6 separate regions of the Homo sapiens genome follow, and all the other regions are linked to region 5. The links are chromatin contacts, found by Hi-C or POLR2A ChIA-PET in ENCODE. All regions are on one chromosome and are shown on one strand. The core of a region is the stretch at or near the end of the contact, and the rest is flanking DNA. Distances in the headings are between cores, read along the strand shown. Region 1 holds the start of GPR108 (G protein-coupled receptor 108). Region 2 holds the start of KDM4B (lysine demethylase 4B). Region 3 overlaps KDM4B (lysine demethylase 4B). Region 4 holds the start of UHRF1 (ubiquitin like with PHD and ring finger domains 1). Region 5 holds the start of VMAC (vimentin type intermediate filament associated coiled-coil protein). Region 6 holds the start of SLC25A23 (solute carrier family 25 member 23).

What was found. A loop is a pair of places that touch in the nucleus more often than their neighbours do. ChIA-PET counts read pairs that join two places held with the same protein, here RNA polymerase II (POLR2A). Pooled maps may share reads with other maps.
Region 1: a map of ascending aorta shows a loop between it and region 5 (4-fold over the local background). The contact joins the promoter of GPR108 here to the promoter of VMAC in region 5. A Hi-C loop is called at or near these places in 5 of 168 maps with a recorded cell type or tissue (ascending aorta, breast epithelium, gastrocnemius medialis and 1 more), 6 of 37 single-sample maps with no recorded cell type and 17 of 50 pooled maps. POLR2A ChIA-PET finds 5 or more read pairs at or near these places in 1 of 52 experiments (H1).
Region 2: a loop to region 5 is called in a map of B cell, with 16 times the contacts of the local background. The contact joins the promoter of KDM4B here to the promoter of VMAC in region 5. A Hi-C loop is called at or near these places in 2 of 168 maps with a recorded cell type or tissue (B cell and naive thymus-derived CD4-positive, alpha-beta T cell), 4 of 37 single-sample maps with no recorded cell type and 11 of 50 pooled maps.
Region 3: a pooled map shows a loop between it and region 5 (25-fold over the local background). The contact joins the enhancer-like site here to the promoter of VMAC in region 5. A Hi-C loop is called at or near these places in 2 of 37 single-sample maps with no recorded cell type and 6 of 50 pooled maps.
Region 4: a loop to region 5 is called in a pooled map, with 11 times the contacts of the local background. The contact joins the promoter of UHRF1 here to the promoter of VMAC in region 5. A Hi-C loop is called at or near these places in 7 of 50 pooled maps. POLR2A ChIA-PET finds 5 or more read pairs at or near these places in 2 of 52 experiments (A673 and activated CD4-positive, alpha-beta memory T cell).
Region 6: a map of B cell shows a loop between it and region 5 (25-fold over the local background). The contact joins the promoter of SLC25A23 here to the promoter of VMAC in region 5. A Hi-C loop is called at or near these places in 2 of 168 maps with a recorded cell type or tissue (B cell and CD8-positive, alpha-beta T cell), 1 of 37 single-sample maps with no recorded cell type and 12 of 50 pooled maps. POLR2A ChIA-PET finds 5 or more read pairs at or near these places in 4 of 52 experiments (B cell, CD4-positive, alpha-beta T cell, H1 and 1 more).

The regions. Positions count from the first base shown.
Region 1 is chr19:6,735,480-6,738,877 of GRCh38, reverse strand. It overlaps GPR108 (G protein-coupled receptor 108), which reads left to right and starts at 1,298. Exons shown (of 18, transcript NM_001080452.2): 1 at 1,298-1,421; 2 at 2,167-2,286; 3 at 2,920-2,970; 4 at 3,174-3,256. The coding sequence starts at 1,302. MIR6791 (microRNA 6791) reads left to right here and starts at 2,100; the gene lies at 2,100-2,166. RefSeq lists enhancers at 1-641, 774-833, 2,274-2,423, 2,947-3,398 and silencers at 1,324-1,383, 1,484-1,653, 1,802-1,963, 2,329-2,483.
Region 2 is chr19:4,967,246-4,970,605 of GRCh38, reverse strand. KDM4B (lysine demethylase 4B) reads right to left here and starts at 1,493. Exons shown (of 23, transcript NM_015015.3): 1 at 1,376-1,493. RefSeq lists an enhancer at 4-53 and silencers at 1,320-1,619, 1,930-2,029.
Region 3 is chr19:5,127,343-5,130,898 of GRCh38, reverse strand. All of the region lies in intron 11 of KDM4B (lysine demethylase 4B), which reads right to left. Among named protein-coding and RNA genes, the nearest start is that of PTPRS-AS1, 49 kb to the left of the region's middle. RefSeq lists enhancers at 28-137, 178-714, 715-1,251, 1,252-1,789, 1,790-2,325 and 2 more and silencers at 1,734-1,783, 1,814-1,863, 2,107-2,271. Within about 2 kb of position 1,883, at least 18 of the 41 ENCODE cell types and tissues checked have a DNase peak (open chromatin) inside an H3K27ac peak, as active enhancers do.
Region 4 is chr19:4,908,145-4,911,750 of GRCh38, reverse strand. It overlaps UHRF1 (ubiquitin like with PHD and ring finger domains 1), which reads right to left and starts at 2,250. Exons shown (of 17, transcript NM_001048201.3): 1 at 2,096-2,250; 2 at 713-875. The coding sequence starts at 865. It also overlaps a transcript of ARRDC5 not described here. RefSeq lists silencers at 1,392-1,911, 2,412-2,491 and an enhancer at 2,311-3,217.
Region 5 is chr19:5,903,622-5,907,032 of GRCh38, reverse strand. VMAC (vimentin type intermediate filament associated coiled-coil protein) reads right to left here and starts at 2,161. Exons shown (of 2, transcript NM_001017921.4): 1 at 1,952-2,161. The coding sequence starts at 2,142. It overlaps NDUFA11 (NADH:ubiquinone oxidoreductase subunit A11), which reads left to right and starts at 3,243. Exons shown (of 4, transcript NM_175614.5): 1 at 3,243-3,411. The coding sequence starts at 3,325. RefSeq lists a silencer at 1,978-2,327 and enhancers at 2,368-2,487, 3,061-3,355, 3,165-3,411.
Region 6 is chr19:6,458,422-6,461,869 of GRCh38, reverse strand. It overlaps SLC25A23 (solute carrier family 25 member 23), which reads left to right and starts at 2,078. Exons shown (of 10, transcript NM_024103.3): 1 at 2,078-2,397. The coding sequence starts at 2,242. RefSeq lists silencers at 1,387-1,566, 2,077-2,216, 2,267-2,326.

The DNA of each region.
Region 1 (3,398 bases), core at 49-2,548, 830 kb before region 5:
GAGGTGCTGGAATGAAAGAGGAGAGGAGGCACTGGGGATTCCCACTCCCATTCTCTCCGGGCTTTGGCGCTTTCTCTGCAGCCTCAGACAAGGCTGGGCGTCTTGCAGGGGGGCCCTTGGGTATACGTTCCCCTTACACAGAGCACCCAGGCTCCCAGAACAGAGAGATACAGCTGAGCCCAGGAGGAGAGCCTTGGGAGCCCACACTGGGACTGATGTCTCTGCTGAGACCTGGCCCCACCTGCTGGTGGCTTCTGAGCTAGAAAATGTCTGATTGCAGTTGGGCAATTGAACCCAGTGAGTTCTGTGGCTAGTCTCAAATGGGGGCTCAGCCTAGCAAAGTTCTGAGTTCACCTCTGCTCAGAGACTCAAACTGGAATTGGGGTTCAGTCCAGGTCAGCACCACCGTGGGGATAGGGGATAGAGGCCAGAGGCTTAACCAGAAGGATTAGCAACCCGGTAAGGGGTCAGGTCCAATCTGGAGTCAGGGCTAGTCCAGATCGGTGGCCTAAACCAGAGATTAAGCCTCAGTGTGTGGTGTGGGGGACGAGGGGGTGTCAGAGTTTCAGGCTGAAGTTAGGACTCAACTTGCAGAGAGGGAGTTCACCTGGGGTCAGAGTTCAGCCCGGAGTCCGGTCTAGCCTGGAATCTGGGGGTGGGGCTCCAATTGCCTCACTCTGGAATAAAAGGCTTAGCCTAAGGCTGGGGTCTCAGCCTGGGGTCATAGGTCATCCTAGGGTCAAACTTTAACCTGAGGCCAGCTTTAGGCCTCTCTGTGGACCAGGAAGATTAGGAAAACAGGTCAGGCCTGAACAGATGCGTGTGTTTACCAAAAGCCTCAGCTCTGGCTGGGAGCCACATCCCTGGCTCAAGAAGAGGAAGTCCGTCCTTGGGGATACTGGGAAAGGTAGTTTATTTAATGCTTTGTGGCCCTTGTCTGCTCCCGCTGCATTCTGGGTAATGTAGTCCCGGACAGTTAAGAGTGGGTGGAGAAATTCCGCTTTAAGGGCCGGATATCAGATCCATGACAATTGGTTAGATAAACTGCTCATTAAATCACATCCGGACAATCTTTATAGCGATTGGTGAGAGTGAGCTGGGGGTTAAGCGTTATCGGCTCTCCCATTCGGAACCGGTGCTGTCCGTCGGTGACGCAAGCAGGCGGGCTTGCGGAGAGGCAATTGCTGATTGGTTGGCGGACTGGAAACTCCGAAAGGCCGGGCCCCGCCGTGCGGCGATTGGCTCATCGGTGGGCGGGCTTGGGCGCCAGAGGCGGAGTCGGGGAGGAGGTGGCTCCAGAGATGGCAGTGAGCGAGAGGAGGGGGCTCGGCCGCGGGAGCCCCGCGGAGTGGGGGCAGCGGCTACTTCTGGTGCTGCTGCTGGGTGGCTGCTCCGGGCGCATCCACCAGCTGGCGCTGACGGTGAGGCCCGCCGCGCGAGGGTCTGGGGTCGGTGGCGCAACTTTGTCTCGGAGAAGCCCCCTGGCTTGGAGTGGTCTCGTCCGCCCTCCCCCGTCCCCGAGGCGGTGGAGTGGTCCGGCGCCCCCCGTTTCCGGGCCCGGAGTGGTCTCGTCCCGGGATCCCCTTCGGTCCTCCGGATGGAGTTGCCGGGTCCGCCTCGCTGGGGTCGGCCCCCTCCCTTCGGGGGCGAGGCTCCATCTCTTGGGGACTACACCCCCCTTCCCCCCAACTGGGTCTTAGTCCTTTAAATTCTTGGAATCACTTTTGGGGCGCTAGAGACCCTGGAGCCGCACAGCGGGGTCCTGGGGGGCTATAGAGTGGGGTCCTCTGGGCACTTAATGGGATTTGGGGGGTTCTGTTGAAATATTGCTGGGAGCTCAACTGGAATGTAAAAGTTCTTCGGGAAGGTGAAGGTCAGGCACGCCGAGGTGAATAACTGTTCTCCGGGCGGTGCTCACCCCAGTGGGGAGACTTCCAGGTGCCGCAGGATCTCTGTTCCTGGGTTCTCAGAACAGAGGTCGGAGAATGCAGGACCACCCTTCCCCTGCAGGGAGGAAGTCCCTCTCAACTTTCTCTTGTCATCCTCTGGGCCTGTCCTAAATAGAGGGGTACCAGGAGGCCCTTCTGGAGGTCCTCGTGCCAGACCCCTGGGGCTGGGCAGGCGGAAAGAGGTCTGAACTGCCTCTGCCTCCTTGGTCTCCGGCAGGGGGAGAAGCGAGCGGACATCCAGCTGAACAGCTTCGGTTTCTACACCAATGGCTCTCTGGAGGTGGAGTTGAGCGTCCTGCGGCTGGGCCTCCGGGAGGCAGAAGAGAAGTCCCTGCTGGTGAGGGACCTTGAGGAGTTTGCTGGAGGAGAGCACGGTGCAATCCCCCGGTTCTGGGTTCCCAGCTCTGCCGCTACCCATGTGATCTTGTACAAGTCCCGTCATCTCTCTGAGCCTGTTTCGTCATCTGTACCTGGGAGTAATGATGTCTTACACAGGATGTGCTAGGCACTTTTCTTAAGACTTGGGGGACAGGCGGGGCGCGGTGGCTCAGGCTTTGTAGTCCTAGCACTTTGGGAGGCCAAGGTGGGAGGATTGCCTGAGGCCAGGAGTTCAAGACCAGCCTGGGCAACATAGTGAGAACCCCGTCTCTACAAAAAGTTTTTAAAATTAGCCGGGCGTGGTGAGGTGTGCCTGTAGTCCCAGCCAGTCGGGAGGCCGAGGTGAGAGGATCGTTTGAACCTGGGAGTTCGAGGCTGTAGTGAGCTATGATCCTGCCACTGTATTCCAGCTTGAGAAACAGAATGAGGTCCACCCACCACCCCAACTCTAAAAAAGAAAAAGAGCGTGTGGGATCTAGCACATGTTAGGTGTTCAGTAAATGTGAGGTTAGGTTTCTATTGCTACTGAAAGGGATAGCTGGGAGGTCTCTACTGTCCCTCACACCCTCCCCTTTTTTTTTCCACCCACCAGGTGGGGTTCAGTCTCAGCCGGGTTCGGTCTGGCAGAGTTCGCTCCTATTCAGTGAGTGGAGGGCATGGGGAAGACGGGAGAAGGGGCTGGAGGGAGGGGGTAGGGTCTGTCCTCTGCATCTGTAACCCAAGGGCCCCTGTTCTTTGTCAGAGGCAGGAGCAGGAAGATCCCGTGGGTGGACAGGGAGGGAGACAGGGTGGAGCTGGACCAGGAGAGGAGTAACCAAGACTCACTCCCTCCTGCCCACCCCCCAGACCCGGGATTTCCAGGACTGCCCTCTCCAGAAAAACAGTAGCAGTTTCCTGGTCCTGTTCCTCATCAACACCAAGGATCTGCAGTGAGTTGGGGACCGGGGGCTCGCTCAGATCCTTCGTCTGCGTTTCCCTGGTGTGATGCCCACACGCACCTGGGCTGATCAGGTGGGATGAGAAGCAGAGAGAGAAAGCCACTTACTTTTTAGTTTTGCCTTCAAGTCTTCT
Region 2 (3,360 bases), core at 244-2,743, 940 kb after region 5:
ATGAGCCTGCTTTAGGACTGGTGCTGTTTTTAGGAGCATTCTCCAGCCCGGGGACATTCTGATAAATGGCCATTGAGGCAGAGGACTGGGGCAGGGCACCGATCCCTTGAATTCAGTCCAGTATCCAGAGATCCCAAGACAGTGCAGGCACCCGGTGGGACCCAAAGGAACTTGCTGAATACACGCCCCAGCCAGAAACACATGGAAAAAGACGCTCTTCACATATGACAGGATCACTAGGCTCCACGGAGCTGAACCACCTTCTCACTAGTTTCACAACTCGGGGAACACTTCCTCACAGGGTGCTGGTAAATTATTAAAACAGAAGCATCCTCCCCCAAGCAAACAGATGGGATGCACCCAAAAGCAGTCCATGCCTCCACTGCCCCCAGGGGCGGAAAACATGCCCCTTAAAACCTTCCACCGTGCCCAGGTGGACAGAGTCCCCCGTCCTGCCTGATTGTCATGGCCACCACTGAGCGCAGACCTGGGCCCTGGCAGACCCCAGGTCAAGCAGATTTCAGAGCGAGTCCGTCCCCAGCTCCCAGGGGGATGTCCACGGGGGACACAGAAAAGGGGTCTCGGCGGAAGCAACTCCTCAATTCATTTCTCTAGAGCAGGGGCTTCGTTCGAGATGGCGATCAGGCTGGAAGGGGGAGGGACGGAGAGACTCGTGGAGGCTGCCGTTGCATAGCAAGATGATTTTTTTCTAAAATCCAGATTGCATATGCTTATGGCGGGGTGGGGGTTTCGGGTACGTACAGGGGGGCAAGTTTGGAAGCTACCAAGGCATAGCAGGTTGACCGGAGGTGGGGGCAGTGCAGGAGCAATGATAGGCATTTAGGGGGCATCCCTGGGTGTCCAGCTGGGGGGCTTCCCCTTAGCCCCCCTGGCGCCCAAAGGGCCAGAAACGCAGGCGGGGGTTACCCAGGGGCTGGGGTCTTTTTCCTTTTTCTTGCTTTCTTTCAAAAATAATAATAATAATAGGCCGAGGCTTGTCCCGGGTGATAAAAGGGCCCGGCCGGGGCCACCCACGCTGTCATCTTTTGTGCGGGGCGCCGGGGCCGTCTGTGCCCAGCCCCCGCGCGCCCCCGGCCCGGGAAGGGGCCCCCGCTCCCGCCCCTGGGCGCGCCCCGCCATTGTCCGGCCCCGCCGCCCCCGCCCGAAAACCAGCGGGCGCCCCCGGGCCGGGCGGTTAACGCCCCAACCGCCCCGCCGGCCCGGACAAAGCGCGAGGCCCGGCCCGAGCAGGCCGCGCCCGAGGCCTGGGCCTCGAGTCCCGGGCGCGCCCGCAGCCCCGAGCCGCGACGCGGGGGCGGCCATGGCGGCGGGGTCCGCGCTCGGACACGGCCGGGCGGCCTCCCCGTGGGCTCACCTGAGGCGGCGTGCGCGGCCCGGTCCGGGAGCAGCGGCGCGCTCTCCCCCGCCCTCGGCGTCGCACCCCCAGGCCCCGCTCGGGCCGGGCCCCGCTCGGTTGCTGGCGACCGAGCCCTCCGCAAGCGCTCGCGGGGGGGCTTATAAGGCCGCGCGCCAGCTCCGCCCCGACTGCCATTGGCTGCCGGATCCACGCCCGAGCGCCCATTGGCCGGAGCTGACAGCTCCGCCCCTCCCCTCCGCCGGGCCCATCAACACCGCACGGCCCGCCCACCGCGCGCCGCGATTGGGCGGGGACAAACGCCGGCCTCGCCTCTTCATTGGCAGACCGGCGGGGACACGCCGGCGCCCACCCACGTGCCCGCTGACCGGCTCTGTTCTCATTGGAGGGGGCGCACGCCAGCCAAGGCTGCCGCGACCAACCCGACGGCAGCTGGGCCTTGGATTGACAAGGGAGCCTCAGGGCCCGCCCGACGACCGCACAGAGAGGAGCCAGTATTGGCTTGAGGGGCCAGCCCGAGGCGCGGACAGGCTGGGGCAGGTGCCAATCACTGCCCGCAAGCTCCGGGCCCCGCCCTGGTTATCAGGCGGCGGCTGAGTACGTGAGACCCAGCACAGCATCAGCACCGGCCGGGAACGTGCAGGCTGGAGGTTCGAAACCCGTGGCCGGAATGTGGGCTTAGCGTTCCCCAATTTGCAAAGTGCCAAGCAAGGAGACATAGCGATCCGTTTTGCAAAGGAGGAGAACCGAGAACATAGGGTAAAGCAGCAAGAGCCTCCACCCCGCCACCGTAGGTCTATTCCCATCACAATCAACAAACCTTTGCCAAGGGGCAAGGCCTTCGGAATAGTTAGGGTCCCTCTCCCCGAGTTCCCTAAAATGTATGGGAGAGAATGAGCTTTGGTGCTTTCTGACCTGGATTCAAAGCTAAGCCGGGCCCCATGCCTCACTGTGGTTGACCTCCAGCAAAGTAACCTCGCTGAGTCTGTTTCCAACTGTGCAATGGATATGATGGTAGTGGCCACACCCCGTCTACCCGCCTCTTGAGAATGTTGCAAGGATTAAGTGGGATGAGGCACGGAGAAAGATTTGACCCTGTGACTTCACAAAATGAGCATTCATTGTGTACTGGACCACGCAGGGGTGTGAGGCATGCCCCCATTTGGAGTGGCAGGAGTGTAAATTGGGCAATTTGACATTTTCTAATAACATTCTAAGTGCATCCACCACCCGATAACCCAGCCAGCAGTTCTTCCTGGAGGTGATGTACCCAGAAAAAAGGTCTGGAGCTTACACAATTCAAGAATGCCGGCGGCAGGGCTGTCTGCAACTGTTTCCAATGTTTTGCACTAACTATCCATCAGTGGGGGATTAGAGAAGTAACTTAATAGCAATCAGTACTCTGGAATACTTACTATGTAGCAATTGAAAAGGAGGCCAGGCCCGGTGCTGTGGCTCGGGCGACTCACACCTGTAATCCCAGCACTTTGGGAGGTCGAGTCGGGTGGAACACCTGAGGTCCAGAGTTCGAGACCAGCCTGGCCAACATGGCAAAAACCTGTCTCTATTAACAAATACAAAATTAGCCAGGCATGGTGGCGCATGCCTGTAATCCCAGCTACTCCAGAGGCTGAGGCGGAGGTTGCAGTGAGTCGAGATCACTGCACTTCAGCCTGGGCAACAGGGTGAGACTCTGTCTCAAAAAAGGAAAGAAAAGAAAAAAGAGAAGGCCGATCTGTTTGCAAACATGAAATATCTCCCAACCGCTGAGCTAGGGACAGTGGTCCAGAATCCTGTACTCAATAAAATAAATATGGAAACACACACAGAAACCGGTATCATGAGGTTAAGAGCACACAAGCTTGTCAATGCACAGAAAAAGGTACTCCTAAACTGAAGAAACGAACTTAATCCTTGGGGAGAGAAGGAAAGCTGCACACTGGTAAAAAGAGAAGTCAAAGGAGAATTTAAGAAGCTCTGGGTGT
Region 3 (3,556 bases), core at 634-3,133, 780 kb after region 5:
GGGGCACCTGGCCAGGCACCCCCAGGCCTTGGTCTCCCCACAACGCAGGCGCAGCAGCGGCACTTGCCTGCCAAGGCCTGTGAGGACCCACCAGGTGTTGCTCTATGTGCCTTCTGGGGTCACGGGAGGTGAGGAGACGCGTCACCAAACCCAGCCAGGGGAGGCTGCTCTGTCTTCTGGGCTCCCACCTGGGTGGGCCGTACCAAATGGCACTTTCCCGGTGGAGGTGGGGGAGAAGCACTTTTTGTGTTCTCGTGTATCCGAATTACGTACATTTCTACTGTTGATGTAGAAACGTTAAGGTTTTGCTTTTGACGAAAGTAAAACCTTGAACAACGCACAAAATCTTAATCAACGAACCCCAACCTGGCGGTCACATGAGCGAACCAGGAAGCGTCAGATGGGCCTGTGGGGCCCGACACCCTTCCGCGTGGAACTCCCCGGGGCCAGCAATGGGGAGATTTCCTGACAGGTGACAGGGAGGGGACAGTTGACTCATGTGTTTGGTGGCATTTTACTTTGGGGCCAGGACGGGTTTGCAGTAAATAAAATAAAACTGGGATGAGCAGCCTGGCTGGCTGAATCACAGCCCCCAGAAGCGTGCGGGTCCCAACTCTCCTGGACATGTGGATGTGGGACATGACAGAGGGACATGGGGGACTCTGGCAGAGGGGACTCTGTGGGTGGGACTGAGTGAAATGGGAGGTGATCCTAGATGATCCAAGAGGCCCGATGTCCTCACAAGGCCCTCACAAGATGAGGCGGGAGGGTGAGAGTCAGAGAGAGACTGGAAGAGGCTGCGCTGTGCCTGTGAAGGGAGAGGAAGGGACTCGAGCTGAGGGATGCAGGGGCCTCTAGATGCTGGGAAAGGTTTCTGTCCTGGAGTGCCCAGGAGGGCCTGTCCCTGCACACAGCTCCATGTGAGCCCAGCGGCGCTCTGTGTCGGGCTGTGGGAAGCTCGTGCCGGGGCAATCCCTCTGAGGGCCGCCGCACTCAGGGTAAGTTGTGGCACGGCAACTTGGAGCCCTGTCCTCGAGGAAGACCAGCCTGGCCGCACAGCACACTGTGGACCCCAGAACACCGTGAGCCCTGGGGCCCTGGGGCCCTGCCTGCTCCATCTGGAGGAGGGGGACAGGGGCTCAGGCCCCCACCTGTGTGTCTCCAGGCCCTAAGGCTCTTGGGACATTCTGGAAGGAGGAACCGTGGTTGATATCCAAGGGATTCTTGGGCTGTGGGGCTTTCAGTGCTAAAACTGGAAGGTCCCAAGCAGATCAGGATGAACTGGTCACTGCTAACATTTCACCACCTCCACCTCCCCCAACAGGCTGGAAAAATAAGGAAAAATTAAGAGAAGGAAATTCATTTCTGCACACTAAACTGTTGACCATGTGGCACTTAACGGGGTCTGGTTTGGAGCACAGCGCCCACATCTCACCACTTGCTATAAAACCCACCACGGGCTGCCCCCAGCTCCACAGTCCGTGATGCCAGGACCAGTGGTAAGCGCTGAGACCCTCAGCAATGAGGCTCCCAAGGGCCGAGGGTGACACTTAACCCTTGACCCACACTGACCCCAGTAAGGGTCAAGTGAGGACCCTCCCCCAACAGACCCTGCAGCCAGGAGGAAGCCACACTGCCCCACACACTCCCACAAGGGGCCCCCAGCCCACAGCCTCCCCCAGGAGTGGAGGCGGCCCTGCCCTCCCTGCTCCAGCTCTCCTCCCCACACCCTACCCAGCTCCATCTGCAGGCTTGGGGGACCGCCCACGGTGTCCTTGGCAGGCACACGCCCACCTGTTTCTCAAGAAGGACAGGCGAGCAGCCATAAGGTGAAGGCAGCCCCCGCCACTGCCCTGGCCCCCACCCCTGCTAGTCCTGAGCATTCTGGGGCACTGGGGGCACTGGCCGGGCTCCTCCCTGACCTCCACCCCGGCAGGGGAGCCTGGAACACCCCCAGGTCCTGTCTGGCCTTGCAGGGAGCGCAGTCTTCCCCTCCGCTGGTATCCGGGCCCCCCGCTGTTATATGACCCCCCCCCCCGCCCCCCGCCTCCACTGTTATCTGGCCCCTCAGCTGTTATCTGGCCAGGGGAGGTAAACACTGGACACAGCAGACAGGCTGGCGTGGGAAGAAATACTTTTTCCCTGCCGATGCCAGAGGGGAGGCACCCCCTCCCTGGGAGGCTGGGAGCAGAGGCGTGGAGATGCAGAGGGGAGGGGCCGGAAGCTTCACCAGGGCTGGAAGCTGGAGCAGCCCGGGGAGGCTGCAGAGGCCGCACGCCTCACCCCGAGCGCCTGTCAGGAAAGCCACTGTCCTGCGTGTGTAAAAGGCACTTGAGGACAAACAGCTTTGTTCCCCTAAGGAAATCCAATATTCCTTCGTCCATGATAGCGCCTGCCCAGCCTCACTCAGGACTGCAGGCTGCGGTGCCCATCCAGCCTCACCGGGGACTGGGACTCAGGCCCCCCACTGCTGGGCCGGCTTCCCAAGCCGGGTTCAACTTCAAGGGCAGGGGCTGGCGTGGGATCTGGCCCAGGAGGGCCCCACCTGGGGCATCGATGGTCTCAGGAGAGGGAGGAAGATGCCAGGACACAGCCTCACGGCCTCCAGCTGCAGGGCCACTCAGTGCACACATGAGGAATTGGGGAAGGAGGCGAGGAGGAAACACTCATCAGAGTCCCCAGCCGGCACCCCCACCCACCCCTCACACACAACAGGCAGCTCCGCACACAGGGGACTCCAGCCGGGGCTGTGGGGGCCAGGGACACAGAGCCGGGCTGTCCTCACACACAACAGGTAGCTCCGCACACAGGAGACTCCAGCCGGGGCTGTGGGGCCAGGGACACAGAGCTGGGCTGTCCTCACACACAACAGGCAGCTCTGTGCACAGGGGACTCCAGCCAGGGCTGTGGGGCCAGAGACACAGAGCCGGGCTGTCCTCACGAGACCACAGGTGCCTGCTCAGAGGGTCCCTGGGGAGTCCCCGCCTCTCTAAGGGGCTGGCATCCTCCCCCGACCAACGGGGCCTCCTGGGAGCTGAGGGGCGGCTGGTGTGACCGCCCCAGGCCCTGGTTCTGCTCGGGAGGCAAGGCTGGGTGGGGAGCTGAGGCCACCATCGTCCCCTAGGCCTCCCGGGGGCTGTCCTCTCACCAAGGGCCACACTGTAGGGCTCTCTCCCTCCTCCTCCAAGGACAGGGATGGCCCCAAGTCCCGCTTCCCCACAGCCCTCCCTGGTTGGCTGCCTGGTTCTGTCTCCCGGAGGGACCAGGCATGGGAGACAAAGTGGGACATAATTTGAGCCTCAGGTGCCCGGCTGATGAGTGCCACCCCATCCCCTGTCTGGAGACAGCAGTGAATGACAATGGCGGCAGCCTCAACGCACTCCACGCATAGCCCGCACCTGCTGGTGCCCTGGATTCTCAAACTCACAAGAACAAGTTTCCAGCCCTCTCCCTGTCGGCTCCCAGGCTCAGTGAAGCCCGGGCAGACACACAGGGGACCCTGTTAGAGGGAGATGCCCAAGGCTAGGAAGGACACCCTGAAAGACGGCGGCACACC
Region 4 (3,606 bases), core at 1,001-3,500, 1.0 Mb after region 5:
AAAGTAGCACCTCCACCCCCAGGTGCCAATGGAGGGAGCGCCCCAAACGTGGCAGCTATGAAATCAAAGGGGGACATTTTAAATGCAACGAGGGGCTGGAGACAGAACAGAGAAAGAGACGAGGGTCGGTGGACCCCTCGGGGACCACACGCCCCAGGTCAGCAGCAGCCGCAGCACAGCAGGCTCAGGGTGGCGGAAATTCCTGATTAGCAAGCGCCATCTCCAGACTCTGAATAAGCTAATCCAAATTTTTAGAAACAAACACTCGCAGGGTCTGATGCTTAACCGGTACAGGCTGAGAGCAATTGGTGGTGGATGTTTAAAAAAGAAAACCTGGTCCCCTCCGTCCTAGCTACCAGATGGTCCTGGGCCCTTTCTCGAAAATTCCTCAGCCTTCCATCGGCCACCTCCAAAACTTCTTTCTCTAGCCATTATTTTGAGGCGGAGCTTTGAAAAAAGAAGTTTAAAAGCCCAGACCCTATAGATTCGAGGGCCAGCCGCCAGCCCAGCGTGTCAATCTGTGAGTCCTCCCTTTGTTCCTTCCTCTCGCAGGCATTTGAGGTTTCTGTGGACTTCTCCTTCCGGGAGAGATGAAGTGGGACCGGACGAGGTTGTTGGGGGGGGAGGTGGGAGGGAGAAAGTATCGGCTGGTGGCTGCAGAGGCGCGAGGCCTGGACCAGGCATAGAACAAAGGTGCTGGCGGCGGGTGTACCTGTTTGCCCCTGTAGAACAGCCTCTGCAGGCCTGGCTCCACGTGGAACAGCTCCTGGATCTTCCGCCTCAGCTCCTCCACCTTGGTCAGCCTGGACAGCGAGTCCACCGTGTGGGTCTGCCTCCCGTCCATGGTCCGAACCTGGATCCACATGGTGTCGGCGCTGAGGGGAGGGACAGCAAAAACCCCCATCAGTTTTACCAGCACCTCTGAGCCATGCCATGCTCTAAGGAGTCGGGGTTGCTTTTGTCCGGCCTGTGGACACCAGGAAACTCCCAGGATGCCCTTCCAGTCCTCCTGTACAGCCAGACCCTGGCCAGGACCAGACACAACAAATTAAGCACTTAAGGCATTAACGACTAGCCAAGTGTTGAAGATTGAGGAGGAAGGAGAATGAAAAGAGGGAATTGAAAGAAAAGCAGAAGGTCCAACCCATCCCTCCTTCCCCACGACCAGAGGAGAAAGGAGGCCCGGGCCAAGTGGCCGAGTTGGTTCGTTTATTCATTCATTCATTGATTCATTCATTCCTCGGATTCCTATTTACGGAAGAGGGAATCCCAGAAGTCCAGCGCGGGCCGGAACTTCAGAAGTCCCGGGGGAACTCAACCAAGTGCCACTGAGAGGGAAAAACCCCACCCGAGATCCGCGGACCCCGGGACCCCTCGGTGCCCACGCCCCCCCTCCTTGCCGGCCCCCCCCGCGCGCGTGCGCGACCGGGCCCGCCCCGCGGTGGCCATGGTAACCGGCCGCCCCGTCCCGGCCACCCGCGAGCGCGCGCGCCCCGCGACTCACCTCGACCTCCAACCCCCGGCAGCTCGCGCCCCTCCAAACCCTGGACCCTCGGCGTCCCTCCCGCACTCCCACTGGCCCGCGCGGGTCGCGCCAGCGAGCCCACGCCCACCCCCGCCGCCGGGACTACAGAGGGGGCCCCCGCTCGTCAAGTCCCGCCCCCCTTCACTTGAGCCGCCTCTTATTGGCTCCGCAGCACCCGGCCGCCCCGCCCCGCTCGCTCCCCATTGGCCCAGATGCTCCCGGGGAACTCAGGGCGCGCGAAATCGGGCTCGGGCGCGACAATTGAATCGCGGGGCGCCCCGCGCGCAGGCGCGGAGCCTGACATCCTCCCCGGCGGCTCGCCAGGCCCTCCCCCACCCGGCGCGCTCGACCCCCCGCCGGGCTCCGGGGACGCAGCGCTGGTCCCGGCTCCAGCCGGATGTGTGCCGGGGAACGATTCCCGAGGGTTAGGTGGAAGGGGAGGCCCTGGATCCCGGGACAGAGTGCGGGACATGCGTGCGCCCGGGCTGGCCGCGCGGGAAAGTTTTGCAAAGTTCCCGAGCCCCGTGCGCCCGGCCCGGGCTGGCACCCCGACCCGGCCCGCCCGCTCACCTCTCCGGTCGCCGCGAACAGCTTGTCTGCCTGCGCGCGTGGCCCGGCTGGGGATGGCGATGAAACCGCGTGCGTGGCCCGGACCCCGCGCGGACTTGCGTGCGACCCGGAGCGCCCGCTCGGCAAACGCTGCCCGCCGCGCTGCCAGCTGCTCTGATTTTTTTCCCGCGAAAACTCGGCATTTGGGAGTTGCGGGGCCGCAGGAGGCCGTGCCGGGGGCGGGCGCCTGCCTCCTGATTGGCCGACGCAGTGGCGGGAAGCGAGAAAGAGGGTGGGGGGCGCCCCCGCCTCTGTCCACGGCGCCTCCGCCTAGTGGGCCACGGCTCCGCCCAGCCCTGCGCGCTCTGCTGGGCGCGCCCAGCGTGCAAAGGGGCTGCGTGGCAGGGCCTGGTCACCCCCCGCACGTGGACACCCCAGGAGCCTTGGGGACCCCCAGGGTACAGACCCCCTGAACTCTTAAGTCCAAGTCCGTTCGCAGCCCCCCACTCGCACGCATTGACCAGTAGGTCTAAGAAGGCCGGAATCAATGTGTAAATACTGCGAGGGAATGTGGGGGGCCCCTAGGAGACCACCTGCACCCTGATGGCTCGCCCGATCGCCCCAAGCCCCACTGCCTGGCGTCAGGGCCTGCCAGGGCTCCCCACTCTACCCACCCGCAGGGCTTGTTTGCTGTCTTTTCCCGCCTCGTTTTCCCGCCTTCTCCAGGCTGTCCAGGCGGGCAGGGCTGCCCTGCCCCCTCCGCCCTGTCTGTTCCACTCTGACCAGTCCTGGCGGGCACAGGAGTGACCTGTGCTGGGCACCTACAAAGCAGCCGGACAGGTTGCTCAGAGCTGCAGAACCCAGCGGTGTACATGGCAGACCCAGTTGGTGGTCTCAGGGAGGGAAAATTCCTATCTGGGGGAGACAGGCAAGAAATGAATAACTAAAGCAGATAATTTCAGATGATTCCTTATAGGAGAGTGACCAGCAGCCATGTGGTGGGAGGCGGGGAGAGAGGATACTCTCTCACTGGGGCCACTGCGGTGGGCCTCTCAGAGAAGATGACATTTGAGCTGGAATCGGAGATGAGACTCCAAGGACAGATGGGTCTAGGAGGGAAAGTCAAACCCAGAGGCCGGAAAAGGCTTAGAGGTGTCCAGGGAGCAGGAAGGGGCTGGTGTGGTTGGGGCCCACTGAGCAAAGGGGAGGGGGAGTTGAGGTCAGAGGGGTGATATATAATACCTTGAAGGCCACCGGGGAGGACTTTGGTCTTTCCCTTGAGAGCTGTGAGCAGAAAAATGTTGAGTTCCCACTTAGCTTTTTACAGTTTCTTCGTCACTCTATTAAGTCTCCTCTATCTGGTCAGTGGGACTTCTGCTATGTCCCTAATATAGGAGACAGATCATGGCCCCCGAAGATATGCGTCTCTAGACCCCCACGTCCTCGCCCCCAGGATCTGTGAATACAGTGCCTTACACAGCTAAAAGGACTTTGCAACTTTGCAGGTGTGATTCAGTTAATGATTTTGAGTT
Region 5 (3,411 bases), core at 912-3,411:
TTGTTTGAGACAGAGTCTCTCTCTGTTGCCCAGGCTGGAGTGCAGTGGCACAATTTCGGCTCACTGCAACTTCCGCCTCCTGGGTTCAAGCGATTCTCGTGCCTCAACCTCCCGAGTAGCTGGGACTACAGGCGTGTGCCACCACACCCAGCTAATTTTTTTGTATTTTTAGTAGAGACAGGGTTTCGCCATGTTGGCCAGGCTGGTCTCGAACTCCTGACCTCAGGTGATCTGCCTGCCTCAGCCTTCCAAAGTGCTGGGATTACAGGCGTGAGCCACCACCCAGCCAGTTTATGGCATTTTCTTATGAGAACCCTCATTTCGTCCCCTCACTCTTCCTGCAGTTCGTTCCTTTCCATTATCTTTTCCCACCTATTCTTAGTAGGCTCTTCCTCTGGGAAGCCTTCACTCTGAGATCCCTCAGAGCCCCATATGCCCCTCCATCATGGCCGCTGGCCACCAATGATGTAACTGCCCAGTGACATGTCTGTCTCTCCACTGGACTGTGGATACCCAATGGGCAAGGCTAAGTCTTACTGATGTGCTCCAGTACTCAGCAGAATGCCTGACACACAGTAGGTGCTCAATGAAGACGAATGAATGAGTGCCTGGCACAGAGCAGGTGCTCGGTAAAAATGAATATGTCCAATTAGCTCTGAAGTAATAGTTCCCACCTGGGACCCAGCTCCTCCCACCTCCCTGGGTGCCTGTCTCATCTCTTTCATCCTCAGCTGTCAGAGGGACTCTTCAACAATGCTGATATGGGCCAGCATGGTGGCTCGTGCCTATAATCCCAGCACTTCGGGAGGCTGAGGCAGGAGGATCACTTGAGCCCAGGAGTTCAAGGCCAGCCTAGGCAACATAGTCTGACCCCATTTCTAAAGGATTTTTTTTTTTAAATCAGCCAGGTGTGCTGTCGCACGCCTGTAATCCCAGCTACTTGAGAGGCTGAGGAGGGAGGGTGAGACTGCAGTGAGTCGAGATCGCACCACTGCATTCCAGCCTGGGCAACAGAGCAAGACCCTCTCTCAAAAATAATAGATAGGCATGGTGGCTTAGCCTGTAATCCCAGCACTTTGGAAGGGTGAGGTGGGAGGACTGCTTGAGCCCAGGAGTTCAAGACCAAACTGGGCAACAGGGCAAAACTGTCTCTACAAAAAAATACAAAAAATAAGCCATGCGTGGTGGTGGACGCCTGTAGTCCCAGCTGCTTGGGAGACTGAGGTGGGAGAATCACCTGAGCTCCGGAGGTCGAGGTGCACTCCAGCCTGGGCATAGGAGTGAGGCCCTGCCTCAAAAATAATAAATTTAGGCCGGGTGCGGTGGCTCACCCCTGTAATCCCAGCACTTTTAGGAGGCTGAGGCGGGCGGATCACCTGAGGTCAGGAGTTAGAGACCAGCCTGCACAACGTGACGAAAACCAGTCTCTACTAGAAATACAAAAAATCGACCGGGCGTGGTGGCGGGCGCCTGTAATCCCAGCTACACGGGAGGCTGAGGCAGGAGAATCGCTTGAATCTGGGAGGTGGAGGTTGCAGTGAGCTGAGATCACGCCACTGCACTCCAGCCTAGGCGACAAGAGCGAAACTCCGTCTCAAAAAAATAATAATAAATTTTAAAAGTTAAAATGCTGATATGATCCCCTCCTCCCCTGCTGAAGAGCCTGCTATGGCTCCCAATGCCTACGCTGGGCGGTCTGTGGTCCCTGCGTCGCTCAGCACCTGTGGGAAAGTGGGCCTGTTTGAAGTTAGAGGTCCACACCTGTGTCACTTCTCGCAACTTTACATACTGATTACTAATTCGAGTTTTTTGGTGTTTTTATCAATCCGATACTCAGTCTAGCGTCTATACAAGTGCACACGGTTCCCCCTGCCCTTCCTCGCTTTCCAGCCTCGGCTCTGCCTCCGCCTACCGCCTCGGTGAAGTCCACCTGGCCGGCCCCGGGCCTCACCGGTCCTTGGCGCGACCCAGTTCGTCTAGGGCGGCGCGCAGCTGCTGGTCGTGGAGGGCCAGGCGCTCGGCTTGGGCGTGCACCGTGCGCTCCGCCGCGTCCAGCCGCGCCTCCAGCTCCGCTGCGCGCCGGTGCACGGCTGCCAGGTGTGCGTTTGCCTCCCGGATCTGCAGGGCCGGCGGCGCCGACATGGCCCAGGCTGCTGTACAGGCCCGGCCACGCCCCCAGGCGGCCCGGAACTGGCACAGGCCCCGCCCCCGGGAGGGCCCCGCCCCACTAGACCTCGGCGCGATTGGTCGCTGACCCCGCTAGACCCCACCCCAGAGGGCTGGGTCGTGCTCTCCTCAAACCCAAACACTACCACCGGTTCCGGGATCATGAAACTCCGCCCCTGAGTTTGGGCTCACTCTAGGATTGGACAAGATCTTGACAGCCACGCCCCCAGGCTGGCCACATCCTTTGGCGGCTCGCGCAACTCAGGCTCTGGAAACAAGATTGGTCACACCTTCGATACTGTCCCCTCCCTACTTGGAAGCTAACACCAGGATTGGCCCGGACTCCGCGAAACAGCAAGCCTGACCACGCCCCCCGAACCTGTGGCCTGTCAGGGGTAGATCCAGGCACGGCCTCGCCCCTTCATCCCTTATACAGTCTCAGATTGGTCAAGTCCCTTTTAGGTTATGCCTCCAATTCTAGCCACGCCCCCAAGTCAAGCGCCTGTGTACTTCATCCGGCCTAGGGCGTGGGACAGCCGCGGGGTGAACAGAGGCCACGTCCCGCTGAGCTTCTCGTATTGTCATTGGTCACTTTCCCGATAATCCCCGCCCCTGATCCTGTCCACGGCCCAAAACAGTAGCACGCTGCTCAGACTCCAGCTTGGTGACTGACCACAGGGCATGACCACTCGCTATGCAGATTCTGACACTGGGTGTGGCCACATCCCCGCCATGCCCCGCCCCCCAGTCATTGTTTCGTCATGTCTTGCTCCTATCAACTGGAGTCCCGCCCGTCCCAGTCTGAGCCCGGCCCCTCCCCTAGTAGATAGTCCCCGCCTCTAGTAGTCCCTAACCTAGGACTCCCTGAGCTGGGACTAGCGAAATCTGTCTGCACTGATCGCAGTCGTCCTCAGTTTCACCCTCTAGGAATCGGCCTGGGGATGCACGTGCTACTCTCTTCCTCCAGGCCGGTCCCCGGCGCGTGCGCGCGATCCATGTCCATGTCCGCGCCTATCAATAAAGTTGCTCACTTGTTGCCGGCCCGCTAGCCCGAAAGGTTGCGCGCGCAGCCCGAGAAGTCTCGCGATAGCCAGCCGCGGCTGCCCTTGCGCTTCCCGAGCTGGCGGGGTCCGTGGTGCGGGATCGAGATTGCGGGCTATGGCGCCGAAGGTTTTTCGTCAGTACTGGGATATCCCCGATGGCACCGATTGCCACCGCAAAGCCTACAGCACCACCAGTATTGCC
Region 6 (3,448 bases), core at 829-3,328, 550 kb before region 5:
GATCCTCCCATCTCGGCCTCTCAAATTGCTAGAATTAGAGGCCTAAGCCACCGAGACCGGCCAATGCTGTATCTTTGGATAAAGGATGATGATAATAACAAGACCCCCTCCTGAGGACCCTTGGGTGACAAGTGATGATTAAAGAATAATTAGGCCAGGCCGGGCGCGGTGACTCACGCCTGTAATCCCAGCACTTTGGGAGGCTGAAGCGGGAGGATAATCTGAGGTCAGGTGTTCGAGACCAGCCTGGTCCACAGGTGAAACCCCCCCCCCCCGTCTCTAATAAAAATACAAAACTCACGGCTGCGGTCGGGCATGGTGGCTCATGCCTGTAATCCCAGCACTTTGGGAGGCCGAGGCGGGCGGATCACGAGGTCAGGAGTTTGAGACCAGCCTAACCAACATGGTGAAACCCCGTCTCTACTAAAAATACAAAAATTAGCCGGGCGTGGTGGTGTGCGCCTGTAATCTCAGCTACTTGGGAGGCTGAGGCGGGAGCATTGCTTGAACCCGGGAGGCGGAGGTTGTGGTGAGCTGAGATCGTGCCATTGCACTCCAGCCTGGGCAATAAGAGCGAAACTCCATCTCAAAAAAAAAAAAAAAAAAAAAAAAAAAAAAAAAAAAAAAAAAAAAAAACTCACTGCTGCGTGCGATGGCTCACGCCTATAATCCCAGCACTTTGGGAGGCTGAGGCGGGCGGATCACGAGGTCAGGAGTTCGAGACCAGCCTGGCCAACATGGTGAAACCCCGTCTCCACTAAAAATACAAAAATTAGCTGGGTTTGGTGGCGGGCGCCTGTAATCCCAGCTACTCGGGAGGCTGAGGCAAAAGAATCGTTTGAATCCGGGAGGCGGAGGTTGCAGTGAGCCGAGATCGCGCCATTGCACTCCAGCCTGAGCAACAACAGCGAAACTCCGTTTCAAAAAAAAAAAAAAAAAAAAGATAATTAATTCTTTCTAGGGTATAGAGTGATGGTTAAGGATCCCAGATCTCTTTAAACCCTGTTTTGCCCCTTAGTGGTCATCAGGACTGGGGAGAATGACTTAACCTCCGCTTCCTTATCTGCAAAGTGCGAACGCCAGTACCACCTACCTTATAGGGTTTTGGCAAAGACGACTCGAGAGGTGAGTAAAAGCCCTGGCATGTGCAAAGCACTGAATCAAAGTGAGATTTGTTATCGAGTATTCGCTGTCAAGTGGTCTGGGCTCCCTTCCCCCTAATGGTGGATCGAGAAACTGCGCCCGAAACTAGCAGTAGGGACATTCCGCAGGTGCAGCGAGTGCGACAGGCTGGGGCCCTGCCTCCAGCGCTCGACCACTGGGATCCTCAACCCCGCGCCCGGGTCACTGAGCCACCCCCTCCCCACGCCGCTCAGCGTCTGATTGCGGCCGCGGCCCCTTTAAGATCTCCTGGCAGGCGGTGGGACTGCGGGCTGGAGGCAGTCGGGGGTCTGCGGGGAGGCCCCGCCTAGGTGGGAGAAGAGGCGGGGCGGGCGGGCTCAGCCCAGGAGGCGCTGACCAATAGGAAACCGACTTTGCAGCCGCGCCGCGCGTTGATTTTCTGTTTCCCAGTCAGAGTGGGAACCGAGAAAGGAAGCGCGCGGGCGGGAAGAAGGGACAGTGGGAGAGCATCGCTCCTGGATCTTCTGTTTCTGCGGCCGAGCGGGGAAGGTGTAAGGCGCGGGCGGGCAGAGAGCGAGCGAGATGGTGCACGGTTCTTGCGTGCGTCTGGGAAAAGCGAGAACTTGAGTTCCTGAAGATTAGTGGGTGTGGCGGGGAGGTCAAGTGGAAGGGGATTATGAAACCCAATCCCCGACAGCGCTCTACCTTGCCCCCTTGGGCAAAGGGGGAAAGGGTAAACTGAGGCACGCAGAGGCGGAACTCTGAAACCAGACCTGAGACCACTGAGCTCCCTAGCCCGTCTTCCCAGAAGGAACTCTGGTGTTCCTCGGCTGTGCAATACCAGACCATCCCAGACATTCCCTCCCCACGCCCCCAGCTCCGCCCTCGGTCCCCTCCCCCCAATGCAGGTCGGGGGAGGAGACGCAAGTTCTGGCGCGGGCGGCGACGGCTAGCCGTCACCACCTCCCGCAAGTGCCAGAGCCGAGCGGACTGCGCGGAGGCTGCGGAGCCGGCGGCCGCGGGAGCTGACCCTGCGGGGTCCCGGGGGGGGAGGGGGAGCCGCGAAGCCCCCACTGAGGCCGCCGCTGCCGGGCCTCCCCTCCCCCCCGGGCGGGCGCCATGCGGGGGAGCCCGGGCGACGCGGAGCGGCGGCAGCGCTGGGGTCGCCTGTTCGAGGAGCTGGACAGTAACAAGGATGGCCGCGTGGACGTGCACGAGTTGCGCCAGGGGCTGGCCAGGCTGGGCGGGGGCAACCCAGACCCCGGCGCCCAACAGGTACCCCCACCCCCAGGGACCTCCTCCCCTCCCGGCCCCGCCCGCTCCCGGTTACCCAAGCCCCTGAACTGGGCGGCCGGAGCCACCAGGGACTACCTGTGGCTGGACTCCAGAACCTGTGTCTCTGTCTCGTTCCCCCTACCCACTCGTGTTTGGCCTAACGGGATCGCTCAAGACAGGGACGCCGAGGCCCCAAGCCTGCAGTTCCGCGGCCAACACCCGATCCCCCTGCTGCGGGGCAGGGGGCGTCTGCCTGGGAAGAGATGGGGGCGCTTTCCTGCCCACTGCCCGGGACACACCCTCCTCCAGACTGCACAGCCCATGACGTGCCCTGCTCTCACCTCCAGGAGACACACCCTCCATCCTCTGGGCACCTACTGCCCTGGCCTGCAGCTGCCCCGATCCCTGTGTTTACATTCCCTGGCCTGCCCTTTCATGGGCCGTTCACGGGCCTGGCTCACTGTCCCGGGCTGCCCCAGCCAGGGACCCAATCCTGTCTGCGGTCACCCGCAGCTGGGAATGCACCTATAACAAGACTTTCCTCCCGCTGCCCCCACCTCCACTTTGCAGGTCCTTCCCACACCTGTAGCCCCAGATCGCTCTAAGAGAACCACAGCAACCCTGAGAGCAGTCCAACCTCCCACTTCCCAAATGGGAAAAACCAAGGCCTCAGCCACTCCGCTTGGTTCTCTCCTGCCCCACATCGCCCAGGGCTTCCTCCAAAGGGAACCCCTGGGTCCCCCATGTGGACAGGGTTTTTTAAGAGGCAGCTGGGTTCAACAGGAATGAGATACCTAAAAAAATAACAAAAACTAAAAACAAGAGACAGCTGGAAGGACAGGCTTTACAGATGAGAACTGAGGTTACCATTTCCTGGTTCTGTGACCTTGAACTGGTGACTTGACCTTGCAGAGCCTCAGTTTGCTCACCAGGAAAACTAGACCACTCACACCCACCGCACAGACCTGTGGTGGCTGTAGGGATCTGGCTGAGAAGTTAGCTGACTGAGGGAGAAGTGGGGTGACGTCTTCTATCCCCTTCCTCAAGGCGC